2 separate regions of the Homo sapiens genome follow, and region 2 is linked to region 1. Evidence: chromatin loops called from intact Hi-C (ENCODE). Cell type or tissue: K562. All regions are shown on one strand. Links, peaks and the distances in the headings refer to the core of each region. The heading gives the core; the rest is flanking DNA.

Evidence for each region. Peaks named below come from ENCODE experiments on the same cell type or tissue, not always from the same donor. Only the 100,000 strongest peaks of a DNase experiment are listed, where the experiment ranks them.
Region 2: a loop joins it to region 1, with 7 times the contacts of the local background. A loop is called at or near these places in 3 of 110 quality-filtered maps.

What each region holds. Positions count from the first base shown.
Region 1 is chr21:36,139,031-36,144,404 of GRCh38, reverse strand. The region is part of intron 2 of CBR3 (carbonyl reductase 3); the gene reads right to left. All of the region lies in intron 2 of CBR3-AS1 (CBR3 antisense RNA 1), which reads left to right. Among named protein-coding and RNA genes, the nearest start is that of CBR3, 6.6 kb to the right of the region's middle. In K562, for the core only: a CTCF peak has its summit at 2,783 (motif pointing left); a DNase peak (open chromatin) is centred at 2,774; H3K27me3 peaks cover 1,870 bases.
Region 2 is chr21:36,587,267-36,592,640 of GRCh38, reverse strand. No RefSeq gene overlaps it. Among named protein-coding and RNA genes, the nearest start is that of SIM2, 110 kb to the left of the region's middle. RefSeq lists an enhancer at 2,946-2,995 and a silencer at 3,126-3,185. In K562, for the core only: a CTCF peak has its summit at 3,065 (motif pointing right); a DNase peak (open chromatin) is centred at 3,080; H3K27me3 peaks cover 2,059 bases.

The DNA of each region.
Region 1 (5,374 bases), core at 325-5,324:
CTCACTGCAACCTCCGCCTCCCAGGATCAAGTGATTCTACTGCTTCAGCCTCCCAAGTAGCTGGGATGAAGGTGTGTGCCACCATGCCCAGCTAATTTTTGTATTTTTTTAGTAGAGATGAGGTTTCACCATGTTGGCCATACTGGGCTTGAACTCCTGACCTCAAGAGATCCGCCCGCTTTGGCCTCCCAAAGTGCTAGGATTACAGGTGTGAGCCACCGTGTGCCCAGCCCGCTGGCAGTTTTATAAAACTGCTCCTCCCCAGCATACACACTCCAAGTACTTATAAACCTGCTTTCTGAGGGACAGTGCTCTCACCCTAAGGACTAAAGCTCTCAATTTCCTAGGCACACCCAATGTCCTAGGACAGTGGGCAGCCACCCCAATTCCTTAGTGCCACAACCAGCAGTAAGGAATCCCTGGGGATGACTCTGTCTGTCCTTCATTATGGACACTTCACGTGTGGAATGGGCTGTTTTTCCATCCTGGTTTTTATCTCATCACTTTTTTTTTTTTTTTTTTTTTGAGACAGAATCTCACTCTGCCAGCCAAGCTGGAGTGCAGTGGCATGATCTCGGCTCACTGTAGCCTCCACTTCCCAGACTCAAGTGATCCTCCTGTCTCAGCCCCACAAATAACTGGGCCCACAGGCACACACCACTGCACTCAAATAATTTTTGTATTTTTCGTAGAAACGGGGTTTCTCCATGTTGGCCGGGCTGGTCGCAAACTCCTGAGCTCAGGAGATCTGCCTGCCTTGGCCTCCCAAAGTGCTAGGATTATAGGCGTGAGCCACTGCATCCGGCCTGATTTCATTACTTTTTAGTCCCTATTTGATAATATTAATATTCATTAAATTATGAATTAATATTCATGTTGATCATGATTCACAGCTACTAAAGAGACAATTGTGCCCATAGAAACAAATATGTAGGCCAAAAATTTTACAATTTGAAGTACTGGTGGAAATCCAAAAACCAGTAAATGTGTTAATTTACACATTTCATCAGCATCAAACCCCACTAATTTTAGTGAGTTCTTTTATTATGTATTATTCTGAATGCATATTCTCTGTGTCCAATAGGGTCTTTTTTTTTTTCTTTGAGATGAGTCTTGCTCTGTTGTCCAGGCTGGAGTGCAGTGGCGCGATCTCAGCTCACTGCAACCTCTATCTCGGGTTTAAGTGATTCTCCTGCCTCAGCCTCCCAAGTAGCTGGGATTACAGGTGTGCGCCACCATGCCCAGCTAATTTTTGTATTTTTAGGAGAGATGGGGTTTCACCATGTTGGCCAGGCTGGTCTCAAACTCCTGACCTCAGGTGCTCTGCCTTCCTCGGCCTCCCAAAGTGCTGGGGTTGCACGCATGAGCCACCGCACCTGGCCGGATCTGTAGATTTTATTTCATTTTCTGAATGGCATTCCCCACAAGTTCCCATTGCAAGGGAGCTGCACATTCTTGTGGACCCCAATCCCACAAGAGATACCCTCACTCTGTCCTTGGAAACTAGCACCTCACTCATCCCCCCAGGTACCTAGTACTATTCAGTATTTCTTTCCTTCCTTCTCTCTCTCACTTTCAAAGATGAAGTGTATGTATGTATTTCTTTCCTGTTACAGAGAAGTTACAAGAATAGTTCGATAAATACCCTATGCCCATCACCTAAGTTCACTAATTGTTAACATTTTGCTGTGTTTGCTTTTTCCCTCTCTGTCCCTTTTTCTCTCCAAGTTGCTGATATCATAAACCTTCATCTTAAACACTTTAGTATTATATATGGTAGCAAGGGCATTCCCCTACATTACTACAGTTATGACCACATGCCAGGCATTTATCATTATACAACACTATTATCTAAAATACAGCCCATATTCAAATGTGTCCAAATTGTCCCAGTAATGTTCTTTTACAGTTTTTGTTTGCTTTAATCCAGGGTCCAAAGTAGGATCATGGATTGCGTTTTTTTTTTTTTTTTTGAGATGGAGTCTCGCTCTGTCACCTAGGCTGGAGTGCAGTGGCGTGATCTCGGCTCACTGCAAGCTCCACCTCCCGGGTTCATGCCATTCTCCTGCCTCAGTCTCCCAAGTAGCTGGGACTACAGGCGCCTGCCACCATGCCTGGCTAATTTCTTGTATTTTTAGTAGAGACGGGGTTTCACCGTGTTAGCGAGGATAGTCTCAATCTCCTGACCTCATGATCCGCCCGCCTTGGTCTCCCAAAGTGCTGGGATTACAGGCGTGAGTCACCGCACCTGGCCCATGGATTGCATTTAATTGTCACATCTCTTTCATATATTTTAATGTAAGGTAGTTGGCAATGACTTTTTTGAAGACTGTAGACCATTATTTTGTAGTATTTCTCTCAAAGTGAATTGGTCTGTTCTCATGAGGAGAGTCACATCAATATTTTGGCCAGGAATACTACATCAGTGATGTTGTGTTCTTCATTGCTTTCTAAACAGCTTTGTTCTCAGAAACTTGGCGGCTACAAGGAATTAAATGTGAATGGGAAAGGAAGAAAGAAAAACACAGATCATAGAAGCTGTGCCTTCGAGGAAATAAATCCTCTTAAGGGGAGGAGGTGTCCTCTTTGATCTGAGGGCACACCTCTGGGAGAGAGGCCAGAGGCTGACAGTCAGCCTCGTCAGCCAGATGCGTCATCAGCCCTGGGAAGGGCTGCACCCACACCACCCTCCACTGAGGTCCAGGTGGCCCCACCGGTCCCGAAACACCTGCTGCCTTACTCTAGAAAGAGTAGGCAAGTTGCGCCCTCTAGTGGCTTAGTAGTTGCTTGTCCTATTGACTCAGAACCTTGAACAAATAAGCAAGTCAAATACAGATAGATGGTCCCTGCCCTCTGATGGTTCCACTTAGGACTTACTGACTTCACTGATGGATGAGGAAGCGATATGCATTCTGCAGAATCTGTACTTGGAGGCCCCATACAACCATTCTGCATTTCACTTTCAGTACAGATTCAATAAATTACATAAGATACTCAACATTTTATGATAAAATAGGCTTTGTGTTAGATGACTTTGCCAGACTATAGGCTAATGTAAGCGTTCAAAGCACCTTGAAGCTAGACGAGGCTGACCTATGGTGTTTGGTAGGTCAGATGCGTTAAATGCATTTTTTTTTTTTTTTGAGACAAGGACTTGCTCTGTCGCCCAGGCTAGAGTACAGTGGCACAATCATAGCTCACTGCAGCCTCAACCTCCTGGGCCCAAGCGATCCTCCCACCTCAGTCTCTCGAGAAGCTGGAACATGCCACTATGCCCAGCTAATTTTTAATTTTCATTTTTTGTGTAGAGCTGGGGTCTCCATATGTTGCTCAGGATTAAGTCCATTCTTATGATATTTTCTTTTCTTTCTTTCTTTCTTTTTTTTTTTTTTTTTTTGAGATGGAGTGTGGCTCTGTCGCCCAGGCTGGAGTGCAGTGGCGCGATCTGGGCTCACTGCAAGTTCCGCCTCCCGGGTTCATGCCATTCTCCTGCCTCAGCCTCCCGACTAGCTGGGACTACAGGTGCCCACCACCATGCCTGGCTAATTTTTTTGTATTTTTAGTAGAGATGGGGTTTCACCGTGTTAGCCAGGATGGTCTCGATCTCCTGACCTCGTGGTCTGCCTGCCTTGGCCTCCCAAAGTGCTAGGATTACAGGTGTGAGCCACTGTGCCCGGCCACAAAAACTTCTTAACCTAAAAAGGTGAATGGTGAGAATTGCACTTGTACTCTTGTACTTGCTCAGTTTTTTAGTGGGATGGGATCAGAGAAAGCCTGCAGGGAGAACTGCAGGTGCTCTGGAAGGGGATGGAGTTTTAAAGGTGTCTTAATACCTTGCAGCTCTCAAGTTCCCATTCAAAAATTTATCGGGAGAAAACTTCCCAACACTGGGTAAAAGACATCCCTATAATGGCTGCGTCCCTATATAGCCACAAAAAAGATAAAAGCTTTCTGACCAAACCTGGAGAGAGCCCCAGACATAAGGAGTAAAAAAAGCAAAGTGGCAAACATTGTATGAAATGTTACCTTCTGTGTAAAAAGGAGAGTTTTTAAAATGTGCGTTTATATTGGCTCAGATTTGCATTTAGAAACTCCATCCCCTTCAAAGCACCTGCAGTTCTCCCTGCAGGCTTTCTATGATCTCATCCCACTCAGAAACTGACAGAGTACAAGTGCAACTCTCACCATTCACCTTCTTAGGTTAAGAACTTTTTGCGTCTGAGTGCGGTGGCTCAAGCCTGTAATCCTAGCATTTTGGGAGGCCAAGGCGGGTGGATCACCTGAGGTCAGGAATTCGAGATCAAGCTGGCCAACATGGTGAAACCCTGTCTCTACTAGAAATACAAAAAAATTAGCTGGGCGTGGTGGTGCTCGCCTGTAAACCCAGCTACTTGAGAGGCTGGGGCGGAGAATCTCTCGTACCTGAGAGGCGGAGGTTGCAGCGAGCTGAGCTCATGCCACTGCACTCCAGTCTGGGCGACGGAGGGAGACTCTGTCTCAGAAAAAAAAAAAAAAAAAAAAAAGGTTTTGCATCCAGAGATAATTTTGTTTGTTTGTTTAAAGTGATGAGGGTCTTGCCATATTTTTCAGCCTGGTCTTAAACTCGTGGGCTCAAGTGATCCTCCTGCCTCAACCTCCCAAAGTGCTGAGATTACAGGCATGAGCCACCACACCCGGCCAATAATCCATATTCGAAATGTTAAATTAAGAAAAGCACACTTCTGGCCAGGTGCAGTAGCTCACACCTGTAATCCCAGCACTTTGGGAGGCTGAGGCAGATGAATCACTTGAGGTCAGGAGTTCGAGACCAGCCTGGCCAACATGGCAAAGCCCTGTCTCTACTAAAAATATAAAAATTAGCCGGGCGTAGCGGCACACGCCTGTAGTCCCAGCTACTCAGGAGGCTAAGGCAGGAGAATCCCTTGAACCCAGAAGGTGGAGGTTGCAGTGAGCTGAGATCCTGTCACTGCACTCCAGCCTGGGCAACAGAGCGAAACTCTGTCAAAAAAAAAAAAAAAAAAAGAAAAAGCAAGCACATTTTTAATAAAAACCACAGTTCTAAGAATCCACAGTTAACTTCTTGGGGAATAAAATCCTCAAGGAAGCAAGCTTCCCTGTACCCCAGCACAGCTGTCATTTCACACTTCAGATTCTTTGCTAATGGATATCTCCCCCACTAGAGTTTCAGCTCCACCAATGAGATGGTCCCTGTCTATAATGCTCACCATTGCACACCCAGATCCCAGCATAATGCCTGGAATATGGCAGGCACTCCAATGTTTGTAGGAAAAGTATAATAGTAACATTTATTGAATACCTGCAGGTATAGGCAAGACATTTCCTAATAAAGAAAATTTCTCGTTCGGGCATGGTG
Region 2 (5,374 bases), core at 179-5,178, 450 kb before region 1:
AAGGGGAACAGAGATGGGAAAGTCAGAGGAGCAAAGAGGTTTAAAGTAAAGGGGGAAAGACATGCTGCTTCCCCATGAAGGGCAGCCGTCAGTGTCCCTCTCTCCCTGCAGAATGGACACATTCAACGTCCCACTCATAGGCAGGTGACAATGTTGTTAGGTGACGAGGAATCCTGGGATAACATGGAGAGAAGCAGGGAGTAGGGGAGAGAGAGCAGGAGGGAGAGGAAGAGAGAGAAAGAGGGAGGAAGACCAAACAGAAGAGAGGAAAGGAAGAGGGCGAGAGAGAAGGAGAGAAGGAGAAGAGAAGGGGAGAGAGAGAGAGAGGGCCAGGAGAGGGGGGAGCAAGCTCACCTAAGACAGGAGCAACAGGACCACCGTTCTGGCCTTGGGCCCAGAGACCAAGTTGTATTTCATGCTGTCTAGGAAATTTCAATGTTTTTCAATGTATTTCAACGTAATTCAATATATTTTAATGTATTTCAATGTTGTCCAGGAAATAAGTTATCTGTCTTTAAAATCATCCCCTTTTTCCTCCTTTTCTCCTTTTCCAAATGTTAAGCATTTCCCATCCCACTGTCTAACAGCAGCTGAGCAGTAACGGTTTGCTCACCTGCTTTAATTCCCTGCAGATGAGCGGAATCTTCCTCGCAGCTCAGATGTGTAAGGAGGCACCCTGGGATGACAGTGGCCCCCCAGTTCTACTGTCTGACCTTGAATCCTTCAGGGCAGATGGGAGAACTTGTGAATTATGTGTCTGTTTGGTGCCTGACACGGAGCCAGGAATGGAGGAGAGCTTCACGAATTCTGAAGTGTGTACACGTGCATTCTCCTCCCACCCCCTTTTTTTGCTGTTGGTGACTCACCCCGGCTGGATCTGTAGTGATGCGGGCTGTGAGGCCTGGTGGGCAGGTGCACCTGACAGCCAGGAGAGAGAGATTCCAGAGATCCCAGTTGGGAGACGTGCACAGAAGACCCGGGCAGCCGGGCTTATGCTAAATAAAATTAGTTCACATTCAAGGCCTCCCTTATTCTGCAGAGGACGTGGCCCAGGTGTGCAGGTGGATTTGGAGGGAGAAGTGAGGGAAGCAGCCCACCGACAGTGAGAAGTGAGGGGTAGGGGCCGGGGTCTGGGGGCTGGCAGGGGAGCCAGGTGGGCGATGGGCCTCAGCCAGTGCAGAGGGGTGTGACCCGCCGAGGCCCCTCTGCCTTCATTTAGACTTTCTAAGGCCAGGCCACCTGCCATACGACCTGGGGTTTGAGCCTGCGTCTGGCTACCCCAAAGGACAAGCAACCAAGGGCTGGAGATAGGAGTGGAAGCAGCAGCCCGGCTCCCCGTTTCTGCTGCTGGGAAGTGGATGGAGCTCTCAGGTGCTTGCACCTTCCCGTAGGCAAGCTCTCCTGAGGAGGAACTCCACACAAAGCAGGACTAGCCGGCAGGCTGGAAGAGAAACCCTTGGATCCACCTCTTGGGTGGCTCTCAACCTGAAGTCAGGACTTGGTGACTCCTCTCGCTTAAAAGGATAATTTTTTTAAGAAGGAGATCATTTTCTTTGCAGGGAAATGGATGGAGCTGGACGCCGTTATCCTTAGCAAACTAACACAGGAACGGAAAACCAAATACCGCATGTTCTCATTTATAAGTGGGATCTAAATGATGAGAACTCAGGAGCACAGAGAAGGGAACAACACACACTGGGGCTGACTTGAGGGGGAGGGTGGGAGGAGGGAGAGGAGCAGAAAAGATAATTACTGGGTACGGGGCTTAATACCTGGGTGGTGAAATAATCTGTGCAATAAACCCGTGATGCTAATTTAACTATATAACCAGCCTGCACACGTACTCCCGAAACTAAAATAAAAGTTAAAAATAAATAAATTAACAGGGCTGGGTACGGTGGCTCAAGCCTATAATCTCAGCACTTTGGGAGGCCGAGGCAGGTGGATCTACTTGAGGTCAGAAGTTCGAGACCAACCTAGCCAACATAGGAAAACCTTGTCTCTACTAAAAATACAAAAATTAGCCAGGCATGGTGGCGGGGGCCTGTAATCCCAGCTACTTGGGAGGCTGAGGCAGGGGAATTGCTTGAACCCGGGAGGCGGAGGTTGCAGTGAGCTGAGATCATGTCTGCACTCCAGCCTGGGCAACAGAGCAAGACTCTGTCTCACATAAATAAATAAATAAGCACCAAAAAAATCTTTTTTTAAATATTGAAATCATGCTCGATGCAAGAGAAGCTGCCAAGATAATCAAAGAGCTCCTGTGTATCTTTTCCTCAGTTTACCCTGATGGCTCCATCTTCTGTAACAGTGGTCCAGTAGCAAAATGAGAAACTTGGCATTGGCACAATGTGTATGCAATCGTTCTAAGTCTTTTTATCACATGTTAAAATTCATGTAACCGCCACTATGATCAAGACACAGAACTGTTCTAGGGGTGACCCCTTTCATAACAAATCTTTTATAACAGCCTTTTTACCATCCTGAAACAAAAACCACAGACGATAGTGCAGATTCCTGTTACATATACCTATCACGACACAGAATCTGAAATGAGAGACATGCATTAAGTACACATAATATATTAAGTGCAATATGAAGGAAATACAAGGAAAGTGGAGGGTTGTAATAAAGTAAAATATATTCAATGCCTAATGTGCTTGAGCACTCACTCTATCTACACTAGAAGACACAATGAAGCCATCAGAAAGAGGCAATTGAAGGAATCCACAGCCACAAAGAGGGGCTGATGCAGGTGTAATATACCGAGGCCTCAAAACCACAGATGCAATTTGTCATGAGACTAAAACAAAGTACAGTAGTTGCATTCCTGGAAATACAGCACAAAATCCACTTTATGTTCCTATGGAGTGAGTTTCCAGGCTCAGACGGTCCTAAGCGGGTTTGTCATTTACCTGAATGGTGTGTGGGGTAAAGGACAACTCTCTACAGAGAGGACAATTCTGGCAGGTCCTGGAGCACCCCTGGCTCCTGTCCCCTCAAGGCCAGGAAGTCCCCCACTGTAATCCTGCCAATCACAAAGGCTTCCTCGAATTTCCAAAATAGCCCCTAGGGGGCAGTCCTGACCCTGCTGAGAACCGCCGGCCTATTGGATACTGAGGCCATGTGCCCGGCAGTGTGCCAGGCTGGGGAGGGAGGAGGGAGGGTCGGGGAGCACAGATGAAACACACATGGTGTCCAGCCCTGTGAAACGTGCCCTCTCATTAGATTCAGGTCACTAGATATAGCAAATGAAAATATTGCACGGGACATGTTTATACTCAATATTATTTGTTGTTTATCTGAAATTTAAATTTAACTGGGTGTCTTGTGTTTCGTCTGGCAGCCCTACTGATAACACAAAGGCCATGGAGACAGGATGGCTGGTGCTGTCCTTGGGGACCAAGGGGACTCGGAGGAGGGGTCTGTAGAAGGAGACGTGGAGACTGTTTCTGGCATGGGAGTGGCCTCTGCCTTTTGCAGGGTTTTACACACTCAGTAGCTCCTGAATGCCCACGCTGATTCAGGAGGTGACATTATTATCCCTAGCTTGCCAGTGAGGCAATTGAGGTGTCAAGAGGCCACATGACTCCCCCAAGACGCATCTCACAGGGGCAGGAGGCAGGTGCCGATAGAACTCTCCCCGTGATGGTCAGTGGAGCCTCCACACTGGGGTGGCAGGGTGTGCTGGGAAAAGCAGTGGCGGGAGGGCAGGCACGGAAAAGCAGTGGCGGGAACCTCTGCCATCTCCGGACAAGGCATCCTCGCAGGAACAACTGAGGTCAGAGGGCTTGGTTTAGGATGTGGGGATGGTCAGCAAATGCAGGCTTAGAAAGTGGTGAAGGTCTGTGTGGCTGCAGAAGCCAGAAACTATCAGGAACGTGGAAAGAAACCTGTTTTATGATTTTTGGGTTTTTCGTTTTGTTTTGTTTTTAGACAGGAGTCTAGCTCTGTTGCCCAGGCTGGAATGCAATGGCTTGATCTCGGCTCACTGCAACCTCTGCCTCCTGGGTTCAGGCGATTCTCCTGCCTCAGCTTCCCGAGTAACTGGGATTACAGGCATGCACCACCACGCCTGGCTAATTTTTGTATTTTTAGTAGAGATGGGGTTTCGCCATGTTGGCCAGGCTGGTCTCAAACTCCTGACCTCAGGTGATTCACCCGCCTCAGCCTCCCAAAGTGCTGGGATTACAGGCATGAGCCATTGCGCCCTGCCAATAAACCTGTTTTAAATCGCAGCACTTTGGGAGGCCGAGGGGGGCAGATCACCTGAGGTCGGGAGTTTGAGACCAGCCTGACCAACATGGAGAAACCCGTCTCTACTAAAAATACAAAATTAGTTGGGCGTGGTGGCACATGCCTGTAATCCCAGCTACTTGGGAGACTGAGACGGGAGAATCACTGGAACCCAGGAGGCAGAGGTTGCAGTGAGCCGAGATCACGCCACTGCTCTCCAGCCTGGGTGACAAGAGCGAAACTCCATCTCAAAAAAAAAAAAAAAAAAAAAAAAAAAAGAGCTGCTTTGCACCAAGGAGCCCGGCCCACCAGGAAGAGAAGGGGATAAGACGCGTGCCCTTGTTCTTAAGAAACATGTGCTGGCCTCCCCTCAGCAGATGCCTCCAGATAAGCCCAGCACCCACAGTCCTGCACACTTGCCTTCCCGGCCCTTCACCACCCACAGGGATGGGAGCAAGGCAAAGACATCATCAGAAGATGCTGTGATAATGAGCCCGACCGTGAGGACCAATGGAGAAGCCCCTGGACCTGGTGAAAGGTTGCCTCCCTCAGGGCTCTTGTCTTCTGCGTTTATAGCTGATTTCTCCCAGACAGGGGTACTCTTCCAGCCATGGGGTGGCAGGGGGCATGGGTCCCCCAGGCACGGAGTAGAAGCCCAAGCTCACGCTCTGAGACACAGGAAGAGCCCAGAGAAGATGCTGGAATCCACCAGCCTGGTTTTAGCTCAGGCGTGTTCTTATTTGTACAGGGCTTACCTGGACTGGCTTTCACTGAAACTCAGATTTAATATCTTTGGGAGATGAGTCCACAATGAGTCATGGAATATTCTTTCAACTAGCAGTAGGAGAGACACTGGCCTAGGAACCAGTGTTTGGTAACTGTTTCCATGCCTATGGGAGCCGAAAGCTGAGTTCTCCCGCTAAGAGCAGGGTGGGACACTCAGGAGACCGTGTTCTGTTCGGTGGGGACCTCGCAGCTTCAGAGTGGGGTGGAGAGCTCAGGAGGAGGTTATCTTCAAATCGCTGGGGAGAGTCAGTAAAAAGTCCTAAAAGGAAAGCTTAGCTGGATCACTTTTCCTTGCTGTCTTGGGAAAATTTAAAAGAGAAGCCAAACCAAATTCATGAAAAGTCTGGGTGCG